Linked DNA regions of Mus musculus: all the other regions are linked to region 1. A link is a loop called in an ENCODE intact Hi-C map of the cell type or tissue named here. Cell type or tissue: heart. All regions are shown on one strand.

Evidence for each region. Peaks named below come from ENCODE experiments on the same cell type or tissue, not always from the same donor. Only the 100,000 strongest peaks of a DNase experiment are listed, where the experiment ranks them.
Region 2: a loop joins it to region 1, with 2.3 times the contacts of the local background. A loop is called at or near these places in 4 of 42 quality-filtered maps.
Region 3: it touches region 1 in a loop (2.1-fold over the local background); 4 of 42 quality-filtered maps call a loop at or near these places.

Annotation. Positions count from the first base shown.
Region 1 is chr17:83,848,429-83,853,428 of GRCm38, forward strand. It overlaps C430042M11Rik (RIKEN cDNA C430042M11 gene), which reads right to left. Exons shown (of 2, transcript NR_155491.1): 2 at 3,244-4,546. It also overlaps a transcript of Haao not described here. Among named protein-coding and RNA genes, the nearest start is that of C430042M11Rik, 3.5 kb to the right of the region's middle. In heart, a CTCF peak has its summit at 2,218 (motif pointing left); a DNase peak (open chromatin) is centred at 2,213; H3K4me3 peaks cover 441 bases.
Region 2 is chr17:83,691,863-83,696,862 of GRCm38, forward strand. No RefSeq gene overlaps it. Among named protein-coding and RNA genes, the nearest start is that of Mta3, 12 kb to the right of the region's middle. In heart, a CTCF peak has its summit at 2,531 (motif pointing right); a DNase peak (open chromatin) is centred at 4,119; H3K27ac peaks cover 504 bases.
Region 3 is chr17:83,703,558-83,708,557 of GRCm38, forward strand. Mta3 (metastasis associated 3) reads left to right here and starts at 2,627. Exons shown (of 17, transcript NM_001379391.1): 1 at 2,627-2,728; 2 at 4,842-4,909. The coding sequence starts at 2,701. In heart, no CTCF peak of the experiment used is centred here; DNase peaks (open chromatin) are centred at 1,094, 2,314 and 2,584; H3K4me3 peaks cover 2,429 bases; H3K27ac peaks cover 2,482 bases.

The DNA of each region.
Region 1 (5,000 bases):
CAGCTTTATCTTTTTGATTATTCACTTGGCATGTTTCAGCTAAGTATTTATTGAAGCATTTCCTTCCAGAACATTGTTTGGTACCTAAATAACTCAAACCTTCTTTATGTTTCCCATCTCCCCGTAGTCAAATGGGTGTAAACAAAACCCAGGCAATGCAGGGACCTATGACCTATGTGTCAGGCTTGTTTCAGGTGCTGTTAAATGGGGAGGAAGGGGGAGGAGTTAAGAAGGTAAGGAGAAGGCAATCGAAGTCACACCAAGGGGAGGGGCTGCTTGCAAACCAGCAGATGTTCTGACACTTCCTACAGAGGACAGAGTGGTAGTTACCCTGTATTTTAATTGATGCAATCAAACGACGTGAGGCTGTACATAGAATTTGAGGACATGAACACTCTAGATTCAAACTAAGATATATTTGTATAATCACTGTGAGAGATGCCCTCTACTTTGGACTATGTGATAAAACACTGTTCTAGGGTACCACGGGCAAGCCTCATTATTCAGATGACTTCAGTGTTAAGAAAATACAGTTCCCCTCTTACCCATGTGTTCTGCCATTGATCAGTCCCCGATTGACTGGGGCCTTCCAGATATTGATCCTTGGTCCTTCCAGACTGTACCTGTTTGTATTTAGCTGCTTTGCCTATTGCTGGAACAAAAAGGGGTTAATTTTGGCTCCCAGTTTGAGGGGGAAGTCATGGCGACGGGAGTTTGAGGCAGCCCATTGTATGGTATCAACGGGCAGGAGGCAAGCTGGATGCTGACCAGTGCTGATGTTCAGCTCCCAGTCGCCTTCTTACTCAGCCTGAAAGGCAGGCAGCTCACAGACTATCGCCACCCACAGTTAGTGTGGGCCTCCCCAGCTCAATTAACTAGCAACTCCCTCACAGATGTGTCAGGAAGCTCGTTTCCATGGTGATTGTAAATCCCATCAAGTTAATAATCAAGATCAAACATCAGGCTGCTCCCAGGTGCCACCTCTTTCCTCCGTATACAGGAGCTTATTTGTGCCATGGAATCAGAGGAAAACAGCATCTACTCAGGGCTCCGATCCCATCAAGGCCTTCCCACTGCTGGTGCGGTCCTGCTCTACCCCCCTGGATTGGGCGGTGCATGAAGACCTTTAGATGCCTCTAAGTTTGGCTGAACATGGCTGTTGATAACAAGCTGATCCCTTAGTCCCTCAATAGATTGAGCTAGTGTGTCAGCAGCTCAGACCTGTTGGTCTGTCCGTCTGTCGGTCTCCCTCCCTCTCTCTCTCTCTACCTCCTTTCATACATTCATTAAGTATTTAAGAACAAATAGATTTCTATGAATAAAAGAAATGCTTCATGGGCTCTACTGGTGAATGGGAGTGGGTTGGGGGTGGGGGGAGGGACACAGGCCACGCCCACAGTCTTCTACAGTACTCTCACAGCACAGTCCAGTTCTGTAATCCTAAGTGTGGGGGGTATTTCTCCCACTAGCACACAGGCAATCAGACTACAGCAGTGCCTGGGGTGGGGTGGGGGCGGCGGGGGACATCGTCATTCTGACCCTTCTGCATGGCTATAGCATTAGACCCCACAGGATGAGAACTCAGTCCCATGAGACTGTCCCCGACTTCAGACCAGCTGCTAAGAAGGAATTTTGGTTTCTTCCTTTCCTTTCTTTCTTTTCAGGTGTGTTCTGTTTGGTTTTAACTTTTCTTTCCTTTTTATCTATTCTTCTCTCACACAGTAGATGGAGACCGCAGTTTTCCTTCACTCCACTCCTCCCAGTCCCCACCACCGCCTTCCCTCTTCCCCAGCTCCACTGCTCCTGTTTCCCTTCAGGAAAGGGCGGGCCTCCCAGGGATATCAACTGAACACGGCTTAACAAGATGCAATAAGACCAGACACAAATCCGCCTATCAAGTCTGGACAAGGCAGCCGAGGAAAAGGGTCCCAGGGGCAGGCAAAAAGCACCCAACTTTCACTGATACAAGTCCACAAACTCCCAAGCTAACCAGCAGAACATATGAGCAGAGGGCCCTGCACAGACTCATGCAGGCTCCATGATCGCTGTTTCAGTCTCTGTGAGCCCCTACGAGCCCTGCTTAGTTGATTCTGCGGACCATCTTCTTCTGGTGTCCTTAACCCCCTCTGACCTCCAATCAACAACTTGGGATTTCGGAGGCTGGTTCTTGGAAGATTTGTAGTTGCTGAGCGTCTCCACTGGCACGCTGCTGCCCCCTTGTGCAGAAACCTGAGATAGCATCCTTGAGGATGAGAGGTTGAACTGCAGGCTGTGGCCAGAGGCCTGCTGTATAAGTCTGCTTAGATGCCCCAGTGGAAGATGTCTGAATGTAGTTCAAATCACTGCCCTTATGCAAGCGAAATGGCTACAACTGCAGGTCACTGAATTGGGGGTGGCGTGTCACACTCCAGTTAACCGAGACTACAGGCATAAGGGTTCCCATAGCCGTTTAGTGTTGTTCTGTTTTAAGTGTACTGAAATAGACCTGAGACATGAGCACAACGGAACATGTGAGTGGCACCATTTCGACTTCAGAGCCCAGCACGTAGGCCCCCACAGCTGCCAAAGAACTAGTCCACTGAAGATCTAGTCTGGACTGTCAGGATCTGGGGAAGTCCCTAAATGTCCTAACCTTGCCTTTTGGCTTCTATAGTTCTACTTTCACTAACTGTTCTTGCTAAGTGAAGTGTGTCAACCAGGATGTGATGTCTGTGCATAAAGGGCAAGAACAGAGCATCTTGGGCTGCATGATTTGAGTTAGTTCCCCTGCAGTCACTGGCTGGCAATCCTTCTACCGTGCTTTAAGAGTATCTGTGTGGGCTGGATCTAGGCCTCCCTGAACATATGTAGCAGATGTGCAACTTGGTTTTCATGTGGGTCCTGAACAACTGGAACGGGCGATGTCCCAAAAGCTGTTGCCTGTTCATGGGATATGCTCTTCTGCTGGGCTGCCTTGTCTGGCCTCAGTGGGAGAGGTTGTGCCAAACCCCACAGAGACTTGATGTGCCTGGGTGAGGGGGATACCCAGGGGGTCCCCACTAGCTCAGAGGAGGAGGGGGTGAGAGGATGGGGAAAAGGATTGTGGGAGGGGATGACCAGGAGGGTGGCAGTGAACAAGATGGAAAATTAATTTTAAAAAACAGACTCTCTGTGTATTCTCTGGTGGAATTACCTCTGAACAATATCTCTCATGAATGGTACATAGCTGAAGTTTAAACAAATCTGGTCTGACAAGTCTGGTATTTAGTAGCTGGGTCCGCACATTTCATATTTAATCATTGATATAATTGTGTTGAGGAAAGGAAGAATTCCTTAGTCCTATCATAGGAAGTAGAGTTTAGTTGAACAAAGAAAACAATACAACAATGACACTGCTCCAAGAACAGAACAGGTTCTAAGAACGGCAGCCAGCGCTGAATTCTGAAGGTGTCTGCAGAGCAAGAGAACTGACACATACACACAGGACTTAATAGTTAGCTGCTCAGTCCATTTCAGGGTCTCCAGGAGCCAATGATTCGCAGATCCTGCCTTTGAACTTTCCCGACATTTGCTTGGTGTACTGAGCAGATGCTGGACTCCACTCCGAGTCCGTGGTCTTCTGCAGATATTGCTGGTGGCACCTATGCTAACGTCTTGTTTTGGGTTTTCCATTGACTAGACTCAGCTGGTTTTTCTATTGATGCTATGACACAAAATTAGTGGTGTCAAAATAATGCTAGTAAGCCAAACCTGGTGGCAACAGACTATAGCTACTGGAGGCTGAGACAGGAGAGAAAATTCAAAGCTATTTGTGCTGAAGAGGAAGCCCAAGGGCCTGAGCAACTATGGGAGACTATCTCTCAGAAAAAGAAGAAGAAGAAGAAGAAGAAGAAGAAGAAGAAGAAGAAGAAGAAGAAGAAGAAGAAGAAGAAGAAGAAGAAGAAGAAGAAGAAGAAGAAGAAGGTTAAGAAGAAGGTGTATTCGTCACGGTTCTCTAGAGCAGAACTTATAGAATGAATCTCTCTCCCCCCTCTCTGTCTATCTACTTTTCTCTATCTATCTATCTATCTATCTATCTATCTATCTATCTATCTATCTATCTATCTCATATATATACATATATATATGGAGAGAGAGAGAGAGAGAGAGAGAGGCTGTTGTCCAGCTAATCAAACAACAATTGACCATGAACATAAAGCCCAAGAATCCAGTGGTTGCTTGGTCCACAAGGCTGGATGTCTCAGCTGATCTCCTGTATCTGCCGGAATCCCGCAGAAGTAGGCGGCGCTAACGCCAGTGAAGGGATGGATGTGCTCGAGAGGCGAGGGTGAGCAGGCAAAGAACGAAAGCTTCCTATGTCGTCCTCTTCCATAGACTTCCAGCAGAGGGTGTGGCCCAGGTTAAAGGTATGTCTTCCCACCTCAAGATCCAGATCTCACCTCAAAGCTGGTCTAGAAGTAGATTCATCCACTACAAAACCAGCGGAGTCATCTCCCATAGGTATGTCCTCCACTTCTGGATGATTGCTCATTCCGGGTATCATCAAGTTGACAAACAGACATGGCTACTGCAAAGGGCAGGGTCGAGATGGATTAGAGGTACAGACGCTTGTCACTGAGCTGACGACCTAACGTCCTTCCCTGGGATCCGCAGTGATGGAAAGAGAGAGCTGATTCCTCACAATCGTCATCTCACCTCCAAACTCACTCCGTGGGGCAAAAATAAAAAACCAAATTAGATAAATGTATATATTTTTTATTTAAAATGGCAGGGGATGCCTTTAATCCTAGCACTTGGGAGGCAGAGGCAGGCGGATTTCTGAGTTTGAGGCCAGCCTGGTCTACAGAGTGAGTTCCAGGACAGCCAGGGCTACACAGAGAAACCCTGTCTCAAAAAACAAAAAACAAAACAAAACAAAACAAAAAGGCAGGGGATATAGCTCAGAGATAGAACACTTGGCTATTATTCATAATGCCTTTGATTTAATCCCCAGTCCCGAGAGACAAGACAAGACAAAGCAA
Region 2 (5,000 bases), 160 kb before region 1:
AGAGGTCACACAGGGAGGGGAAAGGCAACAGGAAAAAGCTAGATTAAATGACAGCTGGTCAGCCAGAAGGGTCGGCACTGACCTGTAGCCCAGAGCATGTAAGAGGTGGAGGCGAGAGGGTAAGAAACGCAAGGCCCAACTTGGATATATAAGATCCCTACTTCAACAGCAACAACAGCGAAAACAAAACCAAAAGCCCAAAGCCAGTTCTTTTTTTTTTGTTTTGTTTTGTTTTTTGTTTTGTTTTGTTTTGGTTTGGTTTTTCAAGACAGAGTTTCTCTGTAGCCCTGGCTGTCCTGGAACTCACTCTGTAGACCAGGCTGGCCTTGAACTCAGAAATCCGCCTGCCTCTGCCTCCCAAGTGCTGGGATTAAAGGCGTGTGCCACCACTGCCCGGCCCAAAGCCAGTTCTTGAGATGAGTCAGTGCGTAAAATATTTGCAAAGTCCAACCACCTGAGTTTAATCTCTAGAACCCACGTGGCTGAAGGAAAGAACATATCTCTCAGGTTGTCTTCTGATGGCCATACTGTGTCATGGAACCGGCATACATACAAAGACACAGAACACATATATTAGCGGTTTGGGGTTTTGTTTGTTTGTTTTGTGTTTTGTTTTTGTTTTTGAGACAGGGTTTCAGGGTTTCTCTGTGTAACCCTGGCTCCCCTGGAACTCTCTTTCTGTAGTGGAGGCTGGCCTAGAACTCACAGAGATGTACCTGCCTCTGTTTTCTAAGTTTTGTGATTAAAAGTGTGAGCCACCACTGCCCAGTGTGTTTTTATTTATCTTCTTATTTATTTAACCGAGAAAAAAAGATGGCAGGTGGTTGTTACTTGTAATTCCCTTACATTTTGTATTTCTTCAAGTCTAGAGAAACTTGGATTTTCTTATTGGGGGACTTAGCTCTATGCTCCATCTGCTCTGCCTTGGGCCCCTTTCTGTATCTGTAGTGGTTGGAGGTCAGCTTGTATGTCCTGTGGAATCAGGAGAATTAAGACAAGAGGGTTGGTGAGCAGTTGGCATTTACCCCATGATTCTGAAAACAGAAGGGCTTTTATGTAGGAGATGGACAAAAACAGTAGAACATGTAGCCCAGGCTGTGATGGTTGATTTTGATTGTCCACTTGACACAATGTGGAATCACTTGAGAAGAGACTCCATGAGGGACTGTCAAATCAGGTTGGCCTTGGGCCTGTCTGTGGAGGATTTTGTTGGTTACATTAATTGGGATGGAAAGACTTGCCCACTATGGGTGGCACCATTCCCTAGGTAGGGAAGTCTTACCCATTATGGGTGGCACCATTCCCTAGGAAGGGCATTCTGAGCTGGGTAAAAATGGAGCACTTGAGCTGAGCATTGGCCCATGTGCATGCATTCATTTGTCTGCCCTTGACTGTGGTGTAATGTGACCAGCTGCTTCAGTTCCTGCCATTTTGGCTTGCTCACAATGATAAGCCATAATGTGCAGTTATGAGCCAATACATACATACATACATACATACAAATAAAAAAACAAAACTCTTTCTCCTTCGTGTTGCAGTTGCTAGGGTACCTTATTATTGAAACATGAAACAAAACTAAAACAACAGCCAAGGGTGTCCTTGAGACAGTCATTTTCCTTTTTTCTATTTATTACTTTATTATTATTATCATCATCAACAACAACGATAATGACATACATTCTCGCTATGTAACTCTGACTAGCCTAAAACTCATAAAGTTGACTTGCCTCTGCCCCCAAGGGCTGAGATTGCAGGTGTACCCCACCACTGCCCAGTTAAGAATATCTCTGAGACAAGGAGATGGAGTTCCCTGGGCAAGGAAAACACAGCCAGGGACATAACTTCAGCTTGGCTTCGTCTCCCAGTATCATTCTCATATATTTTCCAATCCTTACCTCGGCCCGCGACAAGCCCACAGTTCTGCTCGGAAGCGCCCTTGACCAGGAGCCCCCAGCCTTCCCCTCCAATCTGATGGTGTTTACTAGATCCTCCGCCTTGAAGTAGTTTGTGGTGCTGTCTGCCTTTTGAAGAAAAATGGTTTTTGCCTCAATTCCTCATTCCTGTTTAAATATTTAGTTTAATCAGCACAGGCCCAAGTGCCTTTCCATTTCCCTGGGTGCCTGGGAGCCACACTGACGTCGGAGTCATAAATAATGCATCTAACCCCGAGGAACACGCCACTGGCTGAGGGGTTCCTCCATTCCTCGGGTCTCTGAGCCCGCCCTGTCCTGCTTTGGGGAGCTGTGGTGCCCTCATGGAGAAGCTCCAAGGCTTGGGCTTCAAGGCTGCTGCCGCAGTCACAGTGGCTCTGGCCCAGGTCTGAGGGACCTTTTCGGGAGTGTGGGGCAAGTTAGCTGGTATTGGTAGAAATAGGAATGTTCAGACCTGGAGGGAGATTTGAGGGCCACTTAAACAAGGCCCACATTAGGCTCTGAGTGCCAGGGCACAGGGAAAGAAAATCAGACGACATGGGAATCCACCAAGGTTAAGGACAAAAGAATCCATGAAATGCTGCAACCTTCTTCCCATCTTAAGAACTCTAACATAGCCTGTAGGTGGTGGCGCAAACCTTTAATCCCAGGATTTGGGATTAAAAAACTCTAACATGGCCTCCACCCTCCATTCTGAGGTCACTGTTGAAGTTACCCGGCATCGTCTGTCCCCTTCTATAGAAAGGATCCAATAGTGGTTTGGTTTGATTTCGACTGGACAGGTTTTGGCTTACACCTTAGCCAATACCCCCGAAAAGGTCGAAGTGCCTCCAGGTGCCCTCCCCTCCCCTTGGAGCCTGGCCTCTCATCTTGGTGTTAGTTGGTTGGTCGCTTCTAATGATTCGCCCCTGGTATGAATGTGTAACAACAGCATCTTGGAGGCAGCTCTGTAATACAGTTTTTATCTTCCTCAAAACTTTGCAGAGATAAAAGGAGACAAAAACAATGATTTATTTATCCAGAAGTTCAAAGTTTAGCTTTGAGTTCTCAACAATTTTTAGTTCTTTTTAAGAATCAAGAGAACAAATAAACTGGCCTCTTTCTCTACAGAAAGAGCAGCCACTGTCAACCTACAGATAAAGATAAAAGGAGCAGATGAGATGAAAGGGACACCTTCTAGTCTCTGTCCCTCTGTTTGACTGGAGGTGGGAGGATTAAAGAACCTCCCTCCCTGTCCTTGGAGTCAAGGCTAAAACCCACCATTTATTTCCAGCTTCCTAGTACCAGAATTAAAAACAAAAGAAGGTCCTGGGAGTTGGTTGAGGTGACAGATGTCAACAATCCCATCCCAAGGCAGGCTGGGGTATGCTAGAGGCTAGGGTAGACAATTTAGGAAGAGCTTATTTTGTTTTGTTTTGTTTGTTTGTTTGTTTGTTTGTTTTTCCAAGACAGGCTTTCTCTGTGTAGTCCTGGCTGTCCCAGAACTTACTCTGTAGACCCAAATGGTCTGGAACTCACAGACATCTCCCTGTCTCTGCCCCTTGAGTGCTGGGATTAAAGGCGTGTGCTGCCGCCGCCGCCGCCACCACCACCACCACTTGGCAGTCTATTTTGTTTTTTGAGACAAGGTCTCACTGTGTAACTTGGGCTGGGCTAGAACTTGAAATGGAGATGAGATTGGTCTCGAACTCAGAGAATTGCCTCAGAGAATCCTCTGGAAAGAGGACCAAGGAAATTCTACACCTGTTTTATGTGGTTGTGCTTTAAACTAAATTTAAAAAGGAGGAGGAGGAAGAGGAGGAGGAAGAGGAGGAGAAGGAAGGATAGGGATATAGCTTAGCAGTTGAGCACTAGCCTAGGATACATGAGACTCTGGCTTTGATTTCTGACCCTGGCCTTCTCCAAAATGTATGTGTGTACATTTATAGCCTATCTTTAAGGAGAGAGACAGACAGACAGATGCACACACACACACACACACACACACACACACACACACACACACACACAAATAAATATCCATTCACAGCCAGGGATACATAGCAAGACACTGCCTCAAAAGCAACAAAAACAACAACAGAAATCATTTGAACCCCATCCCATTGCACTTAGAATAAAAGCCAAGCCTTTCTGAAGCCACCAGGCTGTGTGTGACCCAGACCCTAGTCACCACTTCCTCTTTACCTCCTACCCACATAGGCCCAGCAGCTTCCAGTGTGGGGACCTTGCAGGCGTGTCTCAGGGCCCTGGACTCTCACTGAGGTCTCTGTTGAGTTCTTACTTCGTATTAGAGGCTTTTCTTGATCACACCAACATTTTGTTTTTATTGAATATTTTCTTTATTTACATTTCAAATGTTATTCCCTTTCCCACTCCCCCTACCCCTGAATCCCACTATCCCATCCCTCCTCCCCTCCTTCTATGAGTGTGTTTCCCTACCCACCCACCCTCTCCTGACATTCCCCAATACTGGGCCATTTTGCCTTCACAGGACTATGGGTCTCTTCTCCAGTTGATGCCCAACAAGGCCATCCTCTGCTACATATGCAGCTGGAGCCACAGGTCCCTCCATGTGTACTCTTTGGTTGGTGGTTTAGTCCCTGGGAGCTCTGGAGGTAGGGGTTCTGGTTGGTTGATATTGTTGTTTTTCCTATGGGGTTGCAAACAGCTTCAGCTCCTTTAGTTTTTCTCTGACTCCTCCACTGGGGACCCTGTGCTCAGTCCAATGGTTGGCATCCACCTCTGTATTTGTCAGACTCTGGCAGAGCCTCTCAGGAGACAGTTAGAGATCAGGGTCCTGTCCGCAAGCACATCTTAGCATCCACAATAGTGTTTGGGTTTGGTGATTGTTTATGGGATGGATCCCCAGTTGGGGCAGTCTCTGGATGGCCTTTCCTTCAGTCTCTACTCCATACTTTGTCTTCATATTTGCTCCCATGAGTATTTTGTTCCCCTTTCTAAGAAGGACCAAAGCATCCACACTTTGATCTTCCTTCTTCTTGAGGTTCATGTGGTCTGTGAATAGTATTTTGGGTATTCCAAGCTTTTGGGCTAATATCCACTTATCAA
Region 3 (5,000 bases), 140 kb before region 1:
TAGCTGAGGAAAACTTGAGTTTCTCCTTCCTGCCGTCTTCCTACCTTCACTTTCAACCCAAGGATTGGGTTTAGAAGCATAGGCTATCATTCTTGACTTATTTTCTGGTGGGCCTCTAACCCAGAGCTTCAGGTATGGTAGGATCTAGTCACATCTTAGTCAGCTATAACCCAGCCATGGAGCTCAGGCTAACCTCAAATTCCCCGTGCAGTTTAGGATAATCTTGAACTCCTGCTATTCCTGCCTCTACCCCCCAACTGGACTTTAAGAAAAACTTAGTGTGTATGTGTGCATGTATGTAGGCTATAATGGGCATGTGTGTATGTGTGTATGTGTGCATGTGTGAAGTCTATGATGGGCATGTGTGTATGTGTGCATGTATGAAGTTTATGATGGGCATGTTTATCTGTGCATGTATGAAGTCCATGATGTACATGTGGGGCTCTGTGGACAACTTTTGGGAATTAATTTTCTCTTTCCAATGTATTTGTTCCAGGGGTCGAACTTGTCAGCAAGCATGTTTACCTGCTGAGCCATCTCCTATGCACCTCCAGCCCTACTCTTGTTCATATTTATTACTTAAAAATAATGAGAAAGCCTTCTAAAACTTATGATCCATTTCTTTGAATTTTCAGGCGGCATTCTTAGTAGAAGACAGACTTTGCGGTTCATGCTGTTTGGGCCAGAGGGATTAGTTCTGATGCCGGAATACTATTCCAGGTGAACTATCAGCTGATGTGTGTCAGTTTAGAAATGGAGAGTGGTTTCAGATAAGTCACATTATATTTTCGGTAGGATCCCCAGTAAAAGAGTTATGATAAATGATAAATAACAGCTATACTGTCAGCATACCAGAGCTCTTTTGTTTTCTTCCCTGGGCCAGAAGGGCTGAGGACTCACAGTTTGCAAGCTACCAGCGAATCTGAGGCTTTCCAGAGTACAAAAGAATCGACAGACACCTGCTATTCTCAATATTGGATGCTAGAGGAGCTTCAACCAAAATGCAGTCTTCTTTTCCCGGGACAACTCCTACTTTGGCACAGCCCTTTAAATCAGCATCACCAGGCACTCCAACCCACAATACTAGGCCAATGTTTATTGTGCAACAAGGCCTGGGTGTAGTTTGGAATGCCTTGGCTTTCCTAAAAGAAGTTATGTGTTCATTGGGGAGAGTCAGTCAGGAAGATCTCGCTCTGTATCCCAAGCTGGCCACAAACTGGAGCGCCTCCAGCCTTTGCCTATGGAATACTAGGGTTACAGGTGTTTAGTACTATGAGGACCATCTATATTCAAAACCTCATAGAGGGTGTGAGGAACGTGAAAAGGGATCTATAGCTACTCAGCATGGGAAAACTAGCCACTTAAGAGCTTTCTGATGGGACAAGTGATCCTACACCTGTAATATAACCCAGCACTCAGGAGGCTGAGGCAGGAGGCTACAAGAGCCAGCCTGAACTGAGACCCGTATTAAAACAAGTAATGTTGGTGAGGTAGCTCAGTATAGCCAGGCCTGACTATCTGAGTTCAATCTCTACTCCTATGATAGACCTATACATATATATCTCATAGCATTCATGCCCTCACATGATAGATAGATAAATAGATGCATGGATGGATAGATAAGTAAATAAGTGTATTAAGAATTTAAAAACAAACCAACAAACATGAAAAGTTAGTTCTATAGTTAAATGACTAGCCTGTGCAAAGACCTGGCTTCAATCCCCATTAATGCAAAAAAAAAAAAAAACCAAAAAACCAAAAACGGGGATTGGGGCGAGGACGTGCTTTTTGACATAAAACTAGTTAGCTGACCAGCAACCCCAAGCTGTTAGACACGACCTCCTCCTTTTGATGGGGGGAAAACTGCGGATTGTGGAAACCCTGTTCTTCTACCGGCAAAGGAAGCCCTCTTGTGCTGAAGGCCTCCCCTGGTCAAAGCACACGCTGTACACAAAGCCTGTTTAGAGGCAGGGCTAGAGGATGTGTGTGTGTGTGTGTGTGTGTGGGGGGGGGGGTCGGTTTTGTTCAGCCCAGTTTTGGCACAGCCACGACTGACCTGCCAGTGTGGTCGGGGTGAGAAAGTCAGCTTCCAGTTCTTTTCATAGCTGGGTCTCAGACTTGAGCAAGCTGCAAGTACGTAGGGTCTTCTTGGCCCCAGGGCCTGTAGGCTCTAAAGCCACCAAACGTCCTCTCACCACGAGGGAGGGACGCAAACAAGCATCTGTCGCTTGCATTGGCTGCATCGGAGAGTTGTACCCAGAAGGGCGTTCGTGTGCTTGAGGTCACACATAGAGGGGTGTCCCTGGGGAACAGAAGCAGGAAAGGAGAACCTGTCCCAAGGTGGACAGGTGACGCGGGCGAGAGAGACGCTCGGAGTGGCTGAACCTCTGTCCCCACCCTGGTTCTTCCACAGCCCCTGACCCTGGTGTGCTACCCCGAGGCTAGTGCGGGTGGCCCCTGGGGTCTTCGGCCCCCCGCAGCCCGCCGCCCCGTTCCCGCCGTGCTCCGGCCTCCCGGGCCCGCTCGGCGTCGCTCTGCCGGCGCTGGGGGCGGGCACAGCCCCCTCCCTCGGTGTCCCCTCCCCGTCCCTCCCCCTCCCCCGTGGCGAGGCGGCGGCGGCGGCGGCAGCGGCGGCGGTCGAGGCTGAGGCGGCGGCGGCGGGCGGGGCTCGGCTCGGGCTCCGCGGGCGGGCGGGCGGACATGGCGGCCAACATGTACCGGGTCGGAGGTAGGAAGGCTCGGCCCTTCCCGGCCCGTCGGGGAGCGGGCGGTGGGAGCGGGGGTCCGGGCAGCGCACGCTTACTGCCAGCAGCCCGGGAGCCCGGGGCTGAGGGCGCCGCGGGCGGGGCGCAGGGGGATCCCCACCCCCACTCCCCTCCCCCACCGCTCCTGCCCGGCGTCTCGGGGCCAGGCCTCTTCTGGGGACACGCATCGGACACCCCCTTTACGAACGCCCCAAAGGGACAGAGCCCCTGCAAGCCCCCTAGCTGAGTGGTCTTTCCCTCGCGTGGCTTTTGGGCACGAGGGAGGGGGGCTTGAGCACCCCTCACCCCAAACCCCGGCTTCTGCCTCGGTGTTAGCGTGGGCTGGGGACGATGGTGGCCCAGGTGGGGGGCAGAGCTCGACAGGCCTGTTTGCAGAGCCCGGGCCCTGCACCGTCGCTGCTTCACCCCCCATTCCCTTCGGTTTCCCGTTCAGTCCCCCTGAGAGTGGGGCTGTGTGTGGGGCCAGGGAGCCGCAGCCCCAGGTAGGGAGTAGAGCTCAGCCTGGACGTTGGCTCTGCTGTCTGTCTTTCCAGCCTTCTGCAGAAGAGAGAGAAATAAGGTCAAACAAACTTTCCCTGCTCACGACGCCCTCCCTCCCTCCTTCCTGGTAAAATAATAATTCAGATAAGTGGCGTGTTTGTGAGTGAGACTTGCTCTTCCGTCTTTGCTCATTAGCCGAGCTCCTGATGGATGATGGTGGGGGAATGGCCTGGCTAAATGAGGCCACTTAGCAGCAGAGGGCTGGGAGAGAGCCGCCTAGGTAGACCGTGACTGTGCAGTCTAGTCTCTCAGGTAAACACATAGTGGGAAGTTTCCAGCCACTCTGTAGAGGAAAAATCCTGTACCTTTGGTTGAAAACTTGCCATGGTTTCTTTATAAGAAGGGTCTAAATGGAGTTGAATCAAATATAAAAAAAGGGGGGAAAAAAAACAACCCAACACCCAGCCCCTATTCCTCACCATCCCAGGTAGAGCAAGGAAAAGTTTGATACCTGCTTGCCCTTACACATTCTGCCTGCCGATTTTTTTTTTTAAGTTGATGTTTGAAATGAATTTGGGCTGTTAAGCCTTTCTTTTTCTCCTGATTTGTCTCAGGTCAACACTTTTATGTAAGAATCGTTGTTGAGGGCTGGTTGGATTGGAGGGATGAGGCGCTAGTGGGAGGCTGCGTTGATGAGCTCTGATACATAGTGATGAAGGGGTTTGCCTATCATGTTGTGGTGGGGTTGTTTGGTTGTTTGAGGCAAGGTGTCTACTTAGGCCTAGATGCCCTAGGATTCAGTCCTAGACCAGGCTGGCCTCACAGAGATCTGCTTGCCTCTGCTCCATAGGTGCTGGGATTTAAGACCTGTGCTTTTTGTTGTTGTTTGAGGCAAAGTCTTGCTATGTAGCACGAGGCTGGCCTCTGCTTTGTGATTCTCCTGCCTTTGTGTCCCACTCCCCCCAATTACAGCAAGCCATGCTTTTTTTTGTTTTTTTTTTTAAATTAAATAATTAATTCAAGGGTGACCACTGTGGCACATGCCAGTAAATTCAGCCTGTAAGTGTTGGGCCAGGAGGCTTAGGAGTTGAAGGCCAGTCTCAATTACTTCACCAGTTCTTGCCAGCCCGGACTGCTATTTTCAAAAAGAAAATGAAATGTAAGCAGGATGTGGTACGTGGTACATACCACTAATCTCCACTTGAGTGTGTGAGGCTGGGGGATGTTGAGTTAGTTCTAGATGAGCTTGGGCTACTTCGTCAGGGGTGGGAATTCTAGGACGGTGATAAACTTGGAACCGCTTACAGAGGCTGCCTTACAGTGGCTTGCCTACTTCCTAACGCATAGGGAATTGTAGCCCAAGAGATGGTGGCTCACCTTTAATCCCAGCTCTCCAGTCCTGGGCAGAGGCAGGCAGGTCTCTGCTGTGAGTTTGAGGCCAGTCTGGTGAACAAGGCAAGCTCTCTGAGACATGCCGAGCTATCTCATGTGACCCTGTCTAAAACAAAACGGAAAATAAACAAAAACAAGAAAAGGGCTCTGAGCTGTCAAATGTGAGCTCTTGGTTGAAAAGACCTGTGCGTTTTTTGTTTGCAGACTACGTTTATTTTGAGAATTCCTCCAGCAACCCGTACCTCATCAGACGGATAGAGGAGCTCAACAAGGTGAGTGAGCAGTGTGGCATCACCTGGCCAACACCGAAGCGCTTCCCCTTTAAGGGTTACTGGGTAAAGGGCCCGAGAGGTGATTTTTACT